Linked DNA regions of Mus musculus: region 2 is linked to region 1. The links are chromatin loops, found by intact Hi-C in ENCODE. Cell type or tissue: left cerebral cortex. All regions are shown on one strand. Each heading gives the region's core, and the rest is flanking DNA. Links, peaks and the distances in the headings are about the cores only.

Evidence for each region. Peaks named below come from ENCODE experiments on the same cell type or tissue, not always from the same donor. Only the 100,000 strongest peaks of a DNase experiment are listed, where the experiment ranks them.
Region 2: it touches region 1 in a loop (8-fold over the local background); 31 of 42 quality-filtered maps call a loop at or near these places.

The regions. Positions count from the first base shown.
Region 1 is chr3:63,862,643-63,871,768 of GRCm38, reverse strand. It overlaps Plch1 (phospholipase C, eta 1), which reads left to right. Exons shown (of 24, transcript NM_001370984.1): 3 at 995-1,113. The coding sequence starts at 1,035. Among named protein-coding and RNA genes, the nearest start is that of Plch1, 32 kb to the left of the region's middle. In left cerebral cortex, for the core only: a CTCF peak has its summit at 3,261 (motif pointing right); a DNase peak (open chromatin) is centred at 3,264.
Region 2 is chr3:63,549,348-63,558,473 of GRCm38, reverse strand. No RefSeq gene overlaps it. Among named protein-coding and RNA genes, the nearest start is that of Strit1, 70 kb to the right of the region's middle. In left cerebral cortex, for the core only: a CTCF peak has its summit at 3,522 (motif pointing left); a DNase peak (open chromatin) is centred at 3,480.

The DNA.
Region 1 (9,126 bases), core at 2,210-4,709:
CAAAACTATAGACTGTTGCAATAGGACAGATGACAAAACTGTTTTCCACCTGTGGGGTTTGCTTCTTGCCAGCCTTGCAGTTTTGTTATGTTTTTTGTTTGTTTGTTTGGTTTTGGTTTTTTTTTGGGGGGGGGTTGGTTTTTTTGGTTCTTTGGTTTTTTTTTTTCTTCCTGCTACTGTTCCCCCCCACCTCCAGCATTGTGATGTGAACCGAAAGGAGGTTGGAATTCTGAAACGTCACTAGCCAAACCTTGTGAACAAAGGCTTCCTTGTTCAGGGTCATGCACATTGGCTTTGCAGTTTAATTCATCAGCTCAGATCTCTGCTTTTCAAGTGTTTGGTCTCTGCAGAGGCTGGAATCTCTGCAGGTTCTGTGAGCACATTATGCTAGAGGCCTGGCCAGCTCTAGTTACATCTGTAAGCCTGGGTGGATCCAAGGATTAGTGGCCCTAAATAAATACCTCCAATGAACTAAAAGAAGGCAAGTAAACTTTGTTATAGTTTGGCATATCTGTGCCCAATTAGACTCTGCAATAATTTCTAACATTTTGCGAGTTGGTTACATAACCTACCCGGATGTCACCAACACAAAATTCAGGAGTTGAGAATAATAGCTCACCTGCTAGTGAGACCTCTGGAAATTGATTAGTATTGACTGTTTTGGATCCTGATAGAATGCAATTGAGACCTGGAACACAAAATATAGTCCTGAAACCTGCTTAATGATAGCTTGCTTTCCTCAGCAGACAGCAGTAGCTGAGTGCAGGATGATGTTGTTGGAAAGAGTTATTGTTTTGGTATGGGGGAAAAAAAAAGCAGCATTCAAGTTCTTGGAAGTTCTGTGGGAAGTTTGTTATGGGCTGGAGGAGTCCTGGTCTACATTTTAGCCTTGTATGTTGCCCCCAGTGCTAGGCAACACATGGCAATGTGCTGTCTGGGTGAGCGTGTGCCTGCTCTTTTCTTCATTTCTGTCTCATTCTGTCTCTCTTGATAGGGCAATTTCATTTGGATGCTGTGCCAGACATCTTCCAACAATGAACTACTGGAACGGTGAGAAGAGGAACTGTGTGCAGTACCGCAGACATTTTCTGGTGGACAACCGCGTGTTTCATGGTGAGCTGTTGTACTTATGTAGCTGAGACTCTGCTTTCGGAAAATTACTTTCATTGTACTGTTTTGGATGCAAGTATGGTCTAATTGTTGGGCTGAACCAAGAGCTTGAGTTTGTCTTAAAATTCCACCAGACCGTGACCTGCAGTTTTCATCAACGTGAACTTCCTCAAAAAACAGCAATGGTGTTCTTCTTCCTACCACTCAGCCTTTCTACTCCTGTTGACTCCCAAAATGTACCTTTTCAATGGTTGTAACTATTTGGGGTTTGAAAACTTAACCAGTGTATCAGACCACAGGAAAAGAGAACAGAGAACCTTGCTACACTTCAGAATGTCTGCTGGGTGGGTTACTGTAGCTCAACAGAGGGTTATTAATACAGGTCATTTTCCTGATAAATAATAATTGTCTTAGACCATTGCCTTTAACCAGGCTATAGCTTCTTGTTTAGTGTCTCATAGTCAGGGATAAGCTTTGTCCATCCTCCTACCAAGATATTCCCATGGGAGTAATTTATTTGTGAGCCAAAGGTTTCGGGGGTATTGGAATTTGTAGAGCAATGTCCATCAGAAGTCCAGGAGATGCAAAGGTTTCATGAGACCTGAGTGATGCTTAATTAAACACACTACTGTTTATTTTCAACTTTCGCATTGTGGATTTCATCCCTCATTTTGGTAACAGATTTAATGTGTATCATTACTTTAAAGGTAAGTCTGTGACAAGTGCTACTCTACCCACTGGCTCCAGTAGTTGTATGGCGCTCTTCTCAAGACTCCTCGTGTGACCCTGCAGAGGGTGACTTTATCTTACAAGTAAAGAAAGGAGGCTGAGACTGTCACCTTAGCTAACCCCTAAATTGCAGTCCATCTTTCTAGGCTGATTCTCTCATTATTGTCATTTCATTATTGTCAACACGGAAGATGTGGGAAGTAACTGGGATATTACTTCAGAAGTGAGGATCTGTCTTGCTCTCCTCTGAAGCTCACCCAAGAGTGCTGTTGGCTGCTTCGTGTCTACACTCATGTTGTCAGCCGTATGGTATTTTCTGTTAAGATTTATCTGTCTCAAGGGACAGAGTGTTACTGTATTGTTGAAATGACGCAGTTTATTGCCATTTTCCTTATTGTAAATGTCTTCACCTGGAGAGTTAAAACCATAGTTATGATGTGAATAAAATTCTGATATGTTTTTATAGTTATATTTCAGTTAGCATGTTTCTATATCTCGGTCTTTATTTGCCTTTTTTTTATTTCAAGGAAGAAATTATTTTGGCTCACAGCTTGAAGGCACAGCCTATCACTGGGGGGGGGGGAGTGGTGTCAAGTGTTTTAACTATGGAGGTAACAGCAAGAGTCAGCTAGTCGCACTACCTCAAGAAGTATAGATGAATGCTTGTGCCTAGCTCCTTTTCTCCTTTTCCCCATTTTTAAAAATTCATTCTGGAGCTCCAAAGTCCACAGTTAGAGTGAATCTTTCCTCCTCAGTTAACTCTTTGGAAGCTTTCTCACAGATACACCCAAAAGTATGTCTCTTAGGTGAGTCTGAAGAGTCAAGTTGACAATGGTGGTTAGCTATCACGAGGAATGCTATGTGCAGGGCCTAATAGTGAGCACTGCTCTTTTGAGCCCTTTGGAAATCTTTGTAATAGTTCATCCCATTGTTTGGATAGAGGAACTAAAGCTTAGAGGTTTTGAAGTGGAGATCCGGTGTTCAAACTCTGATCTTCAGGTCTCCACAACCCCAGTGTTTCTGCCTAATCCAATCTATCATTCTGTTCTGCGAGATGAGTTCTCAGAACTCTACCACTCAGCTACACCCCTGGGCCTTGAGAGGTTTGAAGTTCATTCAAGGGTCCTTGCTCTGTCATTAACCAGTAGTGGATGAACTTGAACAAATTAGACAGTCCTTCAGGTGTGTAACTCTCCCTTGTGTCAGGACTCAACCCTTGGAGGTAGGAACAGTGAACTTCCAAGGTATGGGCAGTGGATTCAGTGAGCATGCAGGCCTGTTTCATAGTAAGGAAGTGTGAAATAAGCATTCTGGTCTTGACAGGTTTCAAGGTTATTTTCTGGCATCTTAGATTCCTTTGAACTATCTCTGAGAGTAAAAATTTTTACATTTTTGTGAGTGACTTTTCACCAAACACAAGATACACAAGGGGGCAGTGTCGCATTGAAAATGTGAGTTGGTTACTTTTCATGGTTCAGGAATTACTTCTCAAAGGGTTTAGAAATATTAAATCCTCTCAAGATTAAGAGACTTGAAGCCAGTTAGAACCACAATTCTCTTCATTTGTAATGCAACTAGTGCCTTTAAGAATTGATTCTGATAGGGCAAGTCATCAAACTTGGTTTCTTTGCCTGAACTGATTTAGTGATTGAGGGCTGAAAGACTCCCTGCTCATCTGTCTGTGGGAACTCATCACTTGGCTAAAGTAGGAACAGTGAACCTACCAAGTGTGTTGGTCTGAGTCAGGACTCAACACCTGTGAGGTAGGAACAGTGAAACTATCAAGGTCAGGGCTGTGAGTTCAGTGAGCATGTTGGTCTGTTTCATGGTAAGACAGTGCTAATAATAATATTTGGGCAATTCAATAACATCGAGGGAGGAGGGGGGTTGTGGCGGGGGAGGGAGTGAGCCAGGGTAAGATGAGGTGAAGAAATGTTTATTTGGAGAGAGGGACTTCTGAAGCAGGCATGCTCCTTCATCAACTTTTGCTTACCAATTGGCATTTTTGTTTATATTAATGGCAGTTCTTATATAACCAAGTCAACTATGATAAAGAGAGAGAAGCCTTTATATCACAAAATTAAAGCATCATTCCACTCACATGATAGCCTTTTGAAATATGCCCATTTGAATGAACAAATGTCTTAACATTTATTTTTCCACAAAGACTTGAGCAGTGTTCCCAGGAGATGAGATAACTACATTAAAATGGGGGACTTAGTACACAAAGATTCTGAATAAAAGTTGAAAATGTAGCATCGCTCTTCATAAAGCTCACCTTACACTCATTTTCTGGTTATAATGGCAATGTATTCTCATTGGAGATGATTTAGAAAAGTTACAGGCCAAATTGAAGAGACTCCTTAATCCAACAAACATCTTGCTTTGCCCTAAATTGTTATCTGTTTGTTGAGTATTGACACAAACTAGAGTCACCCTGGGAAGAAGAAACCTCAAATGAGGAATTACTTTCAGTAGACTGGACTGTGGGCCTGTCTGTAGGGCATTTTCTTGATTGCTATGGGATGGTGCAGCCTGCTGTCGGCTGTTCTGATCCTGAGCAGGTATAAGTCAAGTAGCTGAGAAGGCCAGGAAATAGTAATGCCCATGGTTCTCTGATTTATGGTTCTGGCTTGTAAGGTTTCCATCTTGAGTTCCTGCCTTGGGAGGGATTGTAACATGGAAGTATAAGCCAAAACAACGCTTCTTCACCAAAGTTGCTTTGGGGCATGGTGTTTATCACAGTAACAGAAATTGAATTAGAACTCTGTTCTTTCATCTTTGTAACACTGCTGCTGCAGGAATGGGGAACACTGGCAGATGTCTCGTAGCTCAAAGGTGAGCTGGTAGATTAAATTAGTTCAATGTTCAATTATAAGAGAGGCTCAGTTAGGAATTATAATTTTTTGTGTTTCTACTCTCTCTTTGTCCTCATTTCTATGTGCACGTGTGTAGAGTATGTCTGTGTGTATATGGGTCTTTTCAGAGGCCATAGAGGGCATTGGATCCCCTGGAACAGACTCAAAGGCTCTTGTGAGCCACCTGAAATGGGTGTTAGAAGAGATCCCTGGTCCTCTGGAAGAGCAGCAATCAAGCATAACTGCTGTGAATTATGTAACTAGATTTACTTGTATTAGTGTCTTCCCCCTAAGGCTCATCATAGGTATTACAAAGAAACAGTGTCTTCCAGACATAATGGGATTGACACACGTATGAATTCAGAGACTGTGATGGCAAAAGTTTAAGCCAGACAAAATGCCAGCACAGAGAATGGGGTGGGGGGCAGATACAAAGTCTTATCACTAACCAGAAGCTGTTTGCAATTGGTACCTAGTTGGAAAGAGAAAACTAGTTTTTTTTCAATGGACTTGCACAGGGTATCTCAACCACACTTTAGGGCAGGCTTCATATTCAGGAATAGTTGGCCAACACTAAAGGACTCTGTGGGTTTGTGTGTGTGTGTGTGCTTTATGTTTTGTTTTGGTATTTTTTTATCTTCCTGTTTTTTTAATTTTGATTTTTCTTTCTTTTAGGGAGAACATTGGTTGGGAGGTGGGGAGGATCTAGGTAGAGTTGGGAAAGGGGAAAGAATATGATCAAAATATAATATGACTTTTTTTTCCCCTCTGAAAGTAAAAAGAAGTGTCAGTAACATCAGCAGGTTTAAATCTTACCTAAGTAGCTAGGCTATACTTACCTGTCAAACCCTAAGCCCTGTTTTGCCTGTTGATGGCTGAAAGAAGGCAGACTCATTTGTCTTTGCCTCTCTTCTCAGGATGTGAAACCTCGGTCCTCCAGTTTGGTACATGGGCAAGAGATGGTCTTTCAACTTGTACCTGGATATCTACTTGCATGTGATTGGTGCTGAGTGATCAGGACCACCAGTTCTGAATATTTAGTTCCACTTTCACCTCCTCTGTCACCAAGAGTCCATGAGATAGAGAATCCATCGTCTCCCTTTAACTTTATCACTTCTCTGTTGCACTCTGTTGTTTATCATCTCCATCTCTAGCACTTGTGTTCTCTTGCCTCTAAGGTAGTAGGGCAACTTGCCCTATCCATTCCTATATTCCCATGTTTCCTCACTTGAGTCTTCTCTGTATTTCCAAGGCTGTAAAAGATGGGTGGGGTAAGGGGTGGTGTTTTCCTCTCTGCAGATGTCTCTTCTTACTTTTAAGTGGCAGATACCCCTAGCAGCCTATACCATAAGCCTATATCATATCTTCTGTAGCACATTCCCTGACTGGCACATGAGTGAGACATGTTCTTCAGCATGCCATCCCTGCCACCCAGGACACCCAGGATAAGGGTCTAGGTTTGAACGGCTCTCTCATATCTCCTGGTAGCTTGTGATTATCTTTTAGTGTTTTAGATTAGGGTGAGTTCGTGTCCCTAAACACTGGCATTATTTACTGTGTCTATTTCTTGTACTGTTGTATACCGGCATTGATCAGAGCCAGGCAGTGATCTGTCTATAAAAAATTTATGTTGAGATGATTCAGCCTCTTTTTTTTTTTTTCTTTTTTTTTTTTTTTTTTTTTTTTTTTTTCAGGAATCTAATTCAGTGAAAGCTTTTGGCTGGGAAACTGAAGCCCTGTGATTTCCCGGCTGAGCTTTCTCTGACAAGGACATTCACATTGTACAGTAATACAGGGGATGAAAAGTCCCTGCTGAGTGCCTAGCAAAATGGCAAACCAAAGGTCTGGATGTGTGGGCAGCCTGGGTGGGAGAGAAGGTGCAGAGTTCACGTTTAATTGTGTCAAACAAGTCTGTCACCTTCAAGAAAGATTCTTGGCTAGCCCTTTCCATTAGATTATCCATTTTTTTTCTTTGATGCCTTTGGCCTTTTGGGCATCAGCAAACAGAAAAGGGCTGTGATCCTTTCATCCATCTACACTTGGGAACCCCAATTTCCTAATTACTCAATTAGAAGGAAGAAATAGTGTGTTTAGTACAGTCAACTTCTCCTTCAGACTTGCAGAATTCTCACATGTTAAGTAGTTACTAAGTAAGAATTATTTCCCATTAGACCTGTGCTACACAATTAAGCCTTTATTCTTTAAGCTGCATTTCCATAATTATAATTAATTTTCCTCTGCTCTTTCATTTTCCCAATTGTCTTTCATACTCTGTGTCTAATATATGCGGAGATTGATAGAAAGATGAGACATCTCTTCACCAGTGGACTCTGCGTCCTTCTAGGGCACCATAATTATTTAATTTAGCTACACAAATGATTTGGAGTTTTTCCTTAGGCCACAATAGTAATTATTAGCGGTTGCATTTGTAATCATGAAAACCTCTTATCTTCCCTCTGTCAAAACAAAGATGGAAAACTGCAGTTTGTCCCTTTATAATGTGTAAATGAAAAGCCATCTCAACAGAAATATGATGTGTTTGTATTAGGGCTTATTCCTTTCAGCAAATATGTTAATTACCAAATGCAAGCTGTGGGGTTCAAAGGTATATCCAGATTGTCTTGATTTAAAAAGTCCGTAATGGGAAGTAGTTCAGCCTATGTTCATAACTATAGTTCCCATGTATATACTGATCACATTACAGCAAGTGCATGCCAAACTGAGTCCTGGCCTGCATACTGATCTGCTCAGTGCTTACCTGATAAGCAAGATGATATACTCCAACCTCCGTATCAAGTACCAAGAATCAGGATGTATCAAGTCTGGAGAGCTTCCCCTGTCTTGGCAACTCTTGTCTTCCCCTTCACATGCTTCACTGATCTTTGTTCTTGCCTACAAAACCCCTCCTTCCTCTAGCCAGCTTTTTCTATTTCTCTCTCTCCTCTCCTCTCCTTCCTTTTCTCTTTTATGTTTACGTGCGTGTAGTATGCATGTGTGTGGGCATGCATGTATGTGTATGTGGACTAGCAGTTGACATGAGGTACCTCTGTTACTTACTCCCCACTTCAGTGAGACAGGGTCTCTAGACACTGACTTGGCTGGTCTAGCCAGCCAGCTTGCCTTTAGGGGATCCCAAGTGCTGGCATTATGGGCTGCCTGCTACCTCTACCCATCTTCTAGGTAGGTGCTAGGGATCCAAACTCTAGTTCCATCAAAATACCACAGATAGAATTTCCTTATTCTATTTAACAGGGGAGATAAGTACCATCTGCTATATCAATCATATGTTTGAACTTGTTGAGTTTGTTCTTTATTTCTATGCCATAGACTATGTGGTTCTGTGACTATAGGCCTTCTTTTCTTCACTTGGAATTTTGCCATAGGAAACCCAGGAGTAACCAATAAGCCTGTCACTTAAGTAGAAAGTCTTTCCTCAGAATCCTAGTATACCTTATTATTGCAAATGTGCAGAGCCTGCAAATGAACTAAGGCAAAATTATTTCTGTGAGAACTCTTGGGCTGTTCAAATTCATTTAATAATACTCCCTAGAGGTCCCGTGTTGGTTATATAGGTGTGTGTTTCATTCAATTCTGAAACTGGAGTTTTCTCTCATTAAAATGGCACTATTAGTAAAGGCGCTTAACTGGGGTATTTTGCATGCCATTAAAATTCTCTGCAGTATGAGTCTTAAATGAGCTTGTCTGTGGGGCAGTTCTTCCTGCAGGCAGCGTGGAACAGACCTTACCATGACAAGGGCACGGGCTTCTCAGTATCAGCACAAAGATGGTCTGGCGAACATTCAGAGAGTCATTGAACAGCACAGGACTTCTTTGATAGTTAAGAAGACTCACTTTTATGTTAGCTATATGAACAAGAAAAATGTTCACATCTGTGCCCCTGTCATCTCAGAATCGCGAGCAACGTGAGAGCACAGTCTCAACTTCCAGTCGGCAGGATCGCTCTAAGACAACACTACGTGGGTGTAATACGTGTAGAATTTATGAAAACTTTGTTTCTTTGGTACACGAGTGATGCGTTGTCACAGCTTTTCCTGTTTTATAAAGTATAGTGGCTTATGCCCAACTAAAAGGACATATTGTTTCGTGTCCTACTTTCTGTGCCAACTTGAAATTGAACATCAGTGTCTATTAGCAAATGGCAGTTGTTTGGAATGGTGCCATTGCCAGCTTTCCCGGGTTGTTTTAGCAAAGCAGAAAGAAGCCTTTTTTTTTTTTTTTTTTTTTTTTTTTCAGCCGAGGACATTTGTAATCAATGCTTTGGCCAAAGGACCCCCCCCCGCCCCCCCACTCAGGAACGTGGTCTGGAATCACCTGGGAAGCAAAAAGCAAACCACAAAACCAAAAACGTTCCTCCTTCTAGCTTAGAGGTTTGGCAGTTACTAACATGTGGTATAGTTGGGTAGCTGTG
Region 2 (9,126 bases), core at 2,439-4,938, 310 kb after region 1:
CTAGTTAGCCCCAGATATTAGAAAAATAGATAGAATTTAAAGATATAAATAGGTCCCAATTGCTGGAGGTAATTCAAAGGGTATTTAACAACAGAGGAGTATTTGAGAAAATACCCTTTGCTAAGCTGAAAGCCACTATCAAACTTTCTCTGATAATGAGACACAGTTAGATTTATAGATACTCAATAACAGTTTGGTGTCTTAACCCCCTGTCAGAGGAATATCTCATAGCTGAAGGTTCTACCTCCAATCAAAGGATACAGTTGGATTATCTCTCAGACTGACAACAAAGATTTCTGAGGGTATGGGAAAAAAAACCTGTCCCTGAGGACTAGTCCAACACTGTGTGCCTACCAGTGCAGCTGCCTCTGTCCAGACTGAACAATATCGAATGACCCTGGGAACAAAAGGAGAAATTATAATCCATATTGCCTGGCTTGGGAAAAGAAGCATCCTAGTGCTCTGTCACTTACCCTGGAATAGGCCTTGCCTATGAAGACACACGGGACCTCTGATTCCCATGAGTCTGATTCTTCCGGAGAAACAGGGGCATACTGTCTAGACTTGAAAGATGCAATCTTATGCCTTCCATTGGCAGAAGTAAAATAACCCATCTTTGTTTTTAAATAGACAGGTGCAGTTACATATATCAACATACCTGAACTGGGTTACCCCTGGGTTTAAAGACACTAAATGCAGACTTTCTCCCCTTCCTTCAGAATTTTCCTGGGAAAACAGATTGCAAAACAGGCACTGAAAGGGTGCTGTAATAGTTACAGACTGAGGGCTACAGAATGCCAGCTTCGAAAGGCCAACTTGCTAGAACGCTACCTATCTTGGCAACTAGATGAAGAGAGGCAAAAGGCAAAAGGAGCCCGTCTCAGAGTAGGATTGCTGCTATCCTTTAGAGCCCAACTCCAAAGACTTAAGAGATGGATTCAAGAGTTTCTAAGTGCAATGGACATTGCTCTTCTGGGTACCAGAGTTTATAGAAATAACAAGGCTTCTATATACCAGCACAAATTGGGGCACTGAGCCCCTAATCTGGACTGAGACTAAATAAAAGCCACTTGGGGATTTAAGAACAGGGACTCAAGTCCTCCAGTCCTAAAACTTCCAAAGGTCTCCAGATCTTTTCATCTGTTTGTCCATGAAACAAACAAAGCAAAACAAAAACAAAAACGGAAAAACAAACAAAAATGTATTTTAGGAAAACCCAAACCCCAGGGGTTTTAACCCAAAGTTTGGGACTGCAGAGATGTCCTGTGAAATACCTAACAGTTGGACCATACAGACAAAGGATGGCCCACCTAAGAGCGGTGGCAGTTACTGCTAGTTTAATGAAAGCAAGCAAGCAAGCAAGCAGGCAGGCAGGCAAGCAAGCAAGCAAGCAAGCAAGCAAGCAAGCAAGCAAGCAAGCAAGCAAACTCTGGGTCAAGATCTTATACTCACACTACTCCATGACTCACAATATCCCATGACTCAGTTGAGGCTCTCCAAGAAGCACCAGAGTGCTGACTGTCTAATAACTGTGTGAGTCAGGACCAGGCCCCACTCCTGGCCCACCTTCAAGTCCAGTTTTTAAAACCTACCACCACTAATTTGGCTACCCTCTTGTCTGATGATGCAGGTGCTTGTCTATGACTGTCATGAGATAGAAGGTGAAACCAGGTATGAGGGCACTGCAATAATTGCTGCTCTTCGGGAAACAGTGAAAATGTAGGGAATCAGACTCTGAGTCACAAGAAGGGGACCTGGGGCTTCCATTAATCACTCCCAGCCAGAAACCAGTCAAGATTGCAGGTAATTCTTAGACACCCAGCCCTGTACTACATAGGGATCAGAACTAACCAGACCATCACTGCATTGACTGAGAGAACTCATTGTGACTGCGGGAAGCCCAAATTAATGTGAGAAGACCTATTAGGGGTGAAAACTTGTCAAATATCTAAAATCTTTAACCTAGGCACTTCCCCTTATTCTGATGCCTGCTACTCTGCCTTGTGGGTCAATCCTTCTGGATAACAGAAATATTACCACTCCTCTGAGACAACCTGGTGGGTATGTGCCAATGGTTTGACTAAATATGCCTCTCCTGATGCTTTCTAAACTCAATAGACAATTTAATCAGGACCTAGGGGTATTAAAGCAGCAGTTAGATTCCCTTAGAGAAAAGATCCTACAAAGTTGGAGAGAGGTTGTACTGGCTGGTTTGGTGTATCACCTTAACACAAGCTGGAGTAATCACAGAGAAAGGAGCCTCCCTTGAGGAAATGCCTCCATGAGACTCAGCTGTAAGGCATTTTCTCTATTAGTGATCAAGGGTTGGAGGACCCATTGTGGGTGGTACCATCTCTCAGCTGGCAATCCTGGGTTTTATAAGAAAGCAAGCTGAACAAGCCAGGGGAAGCAAGCCAGTAAGCAGCACCCTCCATGCCCTCTGCATCAGCTCCTGCCTCCAAGTTCCTGCCTGTGAGAGTTCTGGTCCTGACTTCCTTTGGTGATGAACAATAACGTGGAAGTGTAAGCTGATTAAACCCTTTCTTCCCCAACTTGTTTCTTGGTCATGGTGTTTAGTCCAGGAATAGAAACCCTGACTAAGACAGCAGCTTAGACTTATTTCTCTCCAGTTAAAGGAAACTATATCTGGCTTTGAGAAAACATATTGGTTTTCTTGTTTCTAATTGATTCAGAGTAATTAGAAAAATCTTGCCAGGGTTGGGGAAAAAAAAAAAAAAAACCAAACCCTCAAAAACAGAAAGAGAAAAAGATCACTGATAACAATTTCTGTTCTATCCTGGGCAACTACTCAGCTCTCAGCACTGACTGGACCTGTAATTCTCATTCTCATTGCGTTAACTGTAGGACCCTATATATTAAACTATATGGTTAATTATGTATTAGATCAGTAAAATTTTAGAGCAGGATGAGTCCGGGATTTGACTCATTCACTAAGACCTGTGAGAAATGTAACAGGGCACCAGACTTTAGCTGGTCCTGCTATGTTAGCACAAGTGAATCCATTGTGGATGTAAAACTCAGCACCGCCTGCCAAAGCTAAAATAAAGGGCCAATTCTTTAAAGCCCATGGTCACGGGGAAGCCTCTAAATGTACTAACCTTGCTTTTTGGCATCTGTAGTTCTGCTAACTGCTTTTGGTAATGGAAGAATATCAACCCAATGCATGGCTTTTGCACTTCAAAAGCTCACCCCGAGAAAGGCTTGGGGCAACACTGGGATCCTGAGCACACAATTGCCAGTTGGCTATTAAAGAAGTTCTGTTGGCTCAAACCTATGGCCCAGCACCCTTCTCTTGTGAGTACCCCAGGCACATGTATATTTGTTGTTTCAGCGTGTTGCAGCCTAATAATCAAGTATATAGCACCACGGCCAAGAAGACAAAGTGTGTCCTCAGCGTCAAACGAGTTCATCTCCAAGTTCTCTTCTTCATTTCAGATGTTTTTGTCACCCTTACAGGAACGTCTTGGTTTATAGGTATCGATATGCCATCTAGTGGCATATCTTGGAAATGCAAGTCTTTCCTTCTGTCGTTCCTTTTTTTTTTTTTTTTTTCTTTCCCCGGTTCCTTTTCCTTTTCCCCTCTCTCCCCTCCCCTCTTCTGCCCTTCCTCCCCTCTCCATTTTTATTTTGGATATAAATTTCTTCAGTTCTGGAACTTGCTATGTAGACCAGAGTGGCAGTGAACTCACGTAGATCTTGTTTCCGCCTCCAAAGTGCTGAGATTAAAGACTTGCTCTGCTGTGCCTGGCTTTTATTTTGAGCAGTTTCTTCGGACTCCTTGAAGAGTAGCAGACAGAAAAACATCATAATTAGATTTCCTTAAGTAAAACATTAATTTTTAAGTCAGGGGGTTTACATTTTTTATTATATTATTATTGTTTGTGTGAATGTGTGTGAATAGGTGTATGTGAATAGTATGTGTGTGTGTGCATGCATATGTGCATTTTGCGTGTGTGCTATGGAGTTTCTGGGGAGCTCAGAAGGCAATTTTGTGGAGTTGGTTTCTTCCCCCTTTCTTTTCACCTGTACATGGGTTCTGGTGGTCAAACTCAGGTTGTCAGGTTTGCTGGGCTTCGTGCTTCTGCTGGCCCTGGTTTTCTGGGTTTCTTGCATTTCATGTACCCCTTCGTTTGGTTACTCTGTGCACAGGAAGTCGCCTCCTCCAAGGAATCACTGAGCAACCATCGTGAGATGAAGTAGGATTCGTGAGTTTAAGGCTATATTACTGAGGTGTTTGAGAATCATTCTAGAAGGTTTTGAGTGAAATGAATTGCTGGTGGTGTGAGTTTTGGAGAAAAGAGAAACATGCAGAGGCAGGCACACCTAGCAGGGTCATGTCTCTTCCTCCCTGTGTCCCTGAGGTGCAGCGAGTGGTCTCTGCAGATAATATGGTCAGTTGTTGAGGACTGTGAATGAAACCCCCAAACAAAATGGCCCCTTCCTTCCTCGAGTTTTCTGTGCGGTATGGTTTGGAGAGACCTCACGATGGCAGCTCTGCCATTCAAGACAAGTTGATAGTGCATTCACCTATAATCCATACCCACAGGAAACGGATATAAACCTGCGTAGTCAGAAGGCAGAAGCATAGCACTTTTCTGAAGCTGACTCCAAAACAGCAAACACCGCGTACAGTCTTAGCGACAAGGTGCAGTTATTCTTAGTCGTGAAATTTTGATATGCTATTCCCTTTGTGTTGGTCAGCTACAAATATGCAAGACAAGTCATCTTCTGAGGAAGAAAGGTTTATTATGGTTCATACTTGGGAAGGTTTCTAAGCATAGTTGCCTGACCTATTTGGGGTTACTGTGGGAGGCAGCTAATGATTCTGAGAGCTTGGCAGGAAGAGGCTCAGGTCACAGGGTTCCCTTTAAAGAAACAGCTTCACTTTCTTTCAATAGGCACCACATTTGAGTCTAACCACTTTCCAATACTGCCAACAACTTCAGATCAAACAGAGGCTTTGGGGACACATCCCAGCCAAAACACCTAGACTTCCAATTCCCTCTTTCTTTTCAATTTTCAATGTCTGCCACATTTTTGTTGTTGTTGAATGATGCCAAGAACTGATCACTGATATGACTGTGAAAGGGACACAAAAGGGGAAAGAAAACTCTGCCAAGAAACTTCTCTGCCCTGGTGCTTGCTAAAATAGAAGCAAGAGGTGCAACTTTTGTCTCAATGGAGGTATCTGTTAACTGGTTGCCATTTTCAACAAGAGTTCTGGTTGCTATTGATGTGGTCTCGGCACTTCATCTGGGATTAATGAGCACTGCGTCACATTTAAAATCTAGGGGCAGAGGTTTGTTCTGACGGAGACTAAGCAGCACACAGGCAGGGAACTGATGGAATGCTGCAGCCCCATGCTAGTTTGGGTTACTGTTGGCTTGTTGTTATAACTGATCACACCAATGCTGTCACAGAGGGCTCAGTGTCAGGGCTATGCTACTAGTGAAAAGAGTATGTTGAATGCATAATGAACGTTAGGTGGTCTTTCCCGATGAGACTTGCAATAGTATTGATATGTGTGCAGGCTATACCCCTTGTGTGAGCAAGGTAAGAGATCCTGCAAAGCCTGTAATTCATGTCCTTAGGAAAGTAGCAGTCCCTAAGCTCAGTACCTAAATGGTCTCAAGTCCCATTTGATTGATGCTTGGTAATATTGCTACTAAGGCTGACCTATCTTGTTTCTGAAATGCCACTGTGTCTTCCTGAAGAGAACTTTGAGAAAATCTAAAAGATCCGAGGAACTTCTCTGAATTTATGTACAGTAGGGAGCAGTACTTTGTCATGGTAGCTGTTACATAGTGTATCCCCTCTGCACTGGAACGGTTTTTGATGGAGACAAGGGTTGAGGGGCAAACCCAGCACCTGATTCTGGAAGCCTCCATCTGCCCCTGCCAGGATTCTTCCTATGTGTCTGCTCTTCAAAATATCTGTTACTGAATGTGTGGTACCATTTGCCAGAGTCTGTTGGTCTCGATGTGTCTACAATGGTGTCTGTTTGTGAGTCAGAGGCCCCTGAAGTGATCCACAGCCTCTAGTGGTGCTGGGTTTAGAAGCAGGTTCAGAGGAGGCTATGGTAGGAATCTATGGCAGACAAGTGAGTAGGGTTGGGAAAGAGAGTGGAATCCATTTTCATTTTATACTTAGACACTCCATGATTGGCTGATCATTTAGGATATGTGTAAGAGAGCTTCTGAAATGTGTGTGTGTGTGTGTGTGTGTGTGTGTGTGTGTGTGTGTGTGTGTATGTGTGAAAGAGAAAGAGAAAGAGAAAGAGAAAGAGAAAGAGAAAGAGAGGTACAGAGAGAGGTACAGAGAGAAAGGTGCATACCAGGCTAGAGCAAGTTTGGAGGAAATAAACAAACGTTGTTTATAATTTACAGATGGCTAAAAACAAAGTCAACCATCAGACATTGACATCTTATTTAGTGTATGTAACTCAGTATATGTTTAGTACAAAGGTCTCCTTTTGCCCACTTTTATGTGACTTTCCTGGTTTCTAATTACCTTACCACAGACCACACCACAGAAGAAATCTGCTTTCAATTGTCCTCTGAAGGCTTCCTGTCTCCCTGGCTCCACTCTAATCCACTACAGTGCTGAGAATGTGGAGACTGTGTAAAGACAGGAATAGAAAATTTGCACTTGTTGACTCTTTTGGGCGCCGGTTATTCTCCTTGGCTGATGAAATCACTTATAAAGCAGAGTTCGGTTTCTGTCACCAGCATGCATCTCACATTCGTCAGTAACATAAGTTGTTATTTAGGTTGGGTTCGTGGGGTCTGATCTGGCAAGCTCCCTGTTTTAACTTTCCTAGTTTGTTTTCTTGGAGACATTACAGAAAAACAAACTGGTGCCAAAGAGAATGTATGAAATATATGTGATAGAGGTTTCTAGACTTTGAATAGGAGGAAGCAGATGGGTGTGGTCCAGGAAGGGGTAATCAATAAAGTGAATCCTACAGCTGATCTAGCTTATTGTCTAGAGGCGACTTTCAGGGCAGAGTCTAGATGTCTTGCTGAGTCGCAGAGATGTGGGGAGAGGCCAAAGCAGAGGACCAATGACTCCACAGAGGTTCAAGGTTCTTTCTAGTTGTTGCTGAGGACTTCTGCACATCCAGGGGAAGGTACTTGATGGAGTCCAAGGAAAGACCTTCAGAAGGCTAGATTTAAATTGTTTCTGGAGCTCACAGTGGACTGTGTCTCTAGTCCAATCAGAGAGGGAGAAACTTGTGAGATCTGAACACTGAATAGAGTCAGAGAAGTGTGTCAACTTCCATAGGACCCTCTCAGATTTAGATTAAAAGCTTCTCTTTTCTAAACATAAAAATTATTTTTAAAAATATGTGTGTGTGTGTGTGTGTGTGTGTGTGAGAGAGAGAGAGAGAGAGAGAGAGAGAGAGAGAGAGAGAGAGGGGAACAGAGACAGAGACAGACAGAAAAAGTGTATCACAGTATCACAGGTTGTTTTCTGAGTTCAGAAACAACCTTGTGAGAGTTAGTTCTTTTCTTCTACCATGTTGGTTCTAGTGAAGAAACTTAAGTGATCAGACTGAGTTCAGGTGCTTTGCCTGGTAAACTATTTTGCTAGTCTGAGTCTAAATAGCTTCTTTTGATCCACCCTAATGAAAATAGAAGAAAAGTTTTAAGAAGACAATGTCTAAGTAACTACATCCTAGAACAAATTTCAGTACTCCTATGAAACCCACCACATAGAAATATAAAATCCACATTGTTCAACATATGTTCAACATAGTCCAAATGACTATGACTGCTTCCTGGAGATGTTGTAATGTACCACAAAGTAGGTGTATTGCACTAGGAATGTATCCTCTTATAGCCTGGAAGTCACAGTTTATCCTTCCTTTGATACATCTTCCTTGCCACTTCTTAGCTTCTGGTGGTGGCTTTTGACCCTTGAAGTTGTTGGGGTTGTAGCTGTACCCTCGGTTCTTTGCCCCTACATGGTGCTTTCCTTGTGTGTTTCTGTCTAGTCTTCTTATAGAGACAGTCATGTTGGATTCAAGGCCCACTTTACTTAAATATGGCTTCCTCTTAACTCAACCCCCCCATTTTTCTTTAAATTAAAGTTATATTCTGGAGTACTAAGTATTATAGCATTAACATATCTTTTTTTGGAATAAAAAATCACTACACGTATGCAGGCAAGTGATAAAATAATCCATTAAGTACGAGGAGAAAAGTAATCCAATAGAAACAGATGCAGAAATCATGGAAATAATGAGATTGGTAGACACAGATATTAGCAACTATGAAATAAATGTTTCCCACTCTCTATTTTGAATAGTTCTCTATTGCCATATATACTTAGGATTAATGATTTTAACATTAGTCCACTATGCCTCTATGAAGAACAGAGGTGACTACTATAATATGAATTTTCTGTGGATATGAGTTACAGAAATGTTCAGAACAGGTACTTTATTCCTAAAATGGGAATAATAATTCTTACCTCTAAGTGGGAGGAGAAGCCCTTGGCCCTCTGAAGGCTTGATGCCCCAGTGTAGGAGAATGCCAGTACAGGGAATCAGGAGTGGGTGAACACTCTCACAGAAGCAGGGGGAGGGGGTAGGATAGGGGGTTTCTGGAGGGGAAACCAGGAAAGGGGGTAACATTTGAAATGTAAATAAGGAAAACATCTAATAAAAATTTAAAAAATAAGTTGTGATAAGTGAATGGGAATGTTGTAGTTCACTACATACTGAAATAAGTAGATAAACAGTAGCAACTTCCATTGTTGATAATACTTAAGGAGATAATAAAACTACAGGTTAAGCTGTTATGTATTCATGATAGGCAAAGTTGAGTACAATCAATACAATAATAATGGCTTTGACTGATTTCTCTAGACACTAGTCACTGAGACAAATTGGGATATCTGACTAAGCAGTCTTCATTGTAGAATATTTTTAAAGAAGCCACTTTTTATTATGTTTAGTCACATGTATCAGTCCTACACTATGAAGTTTTGCCTAATACACATCTGGTTATTTCTTAGTTGTATCATTTTATAATAAATTACTAACAGCATTGACGTACTTTCTTGAATTCTGTGAACTAGTCTGGAAAATGACTAGACCCT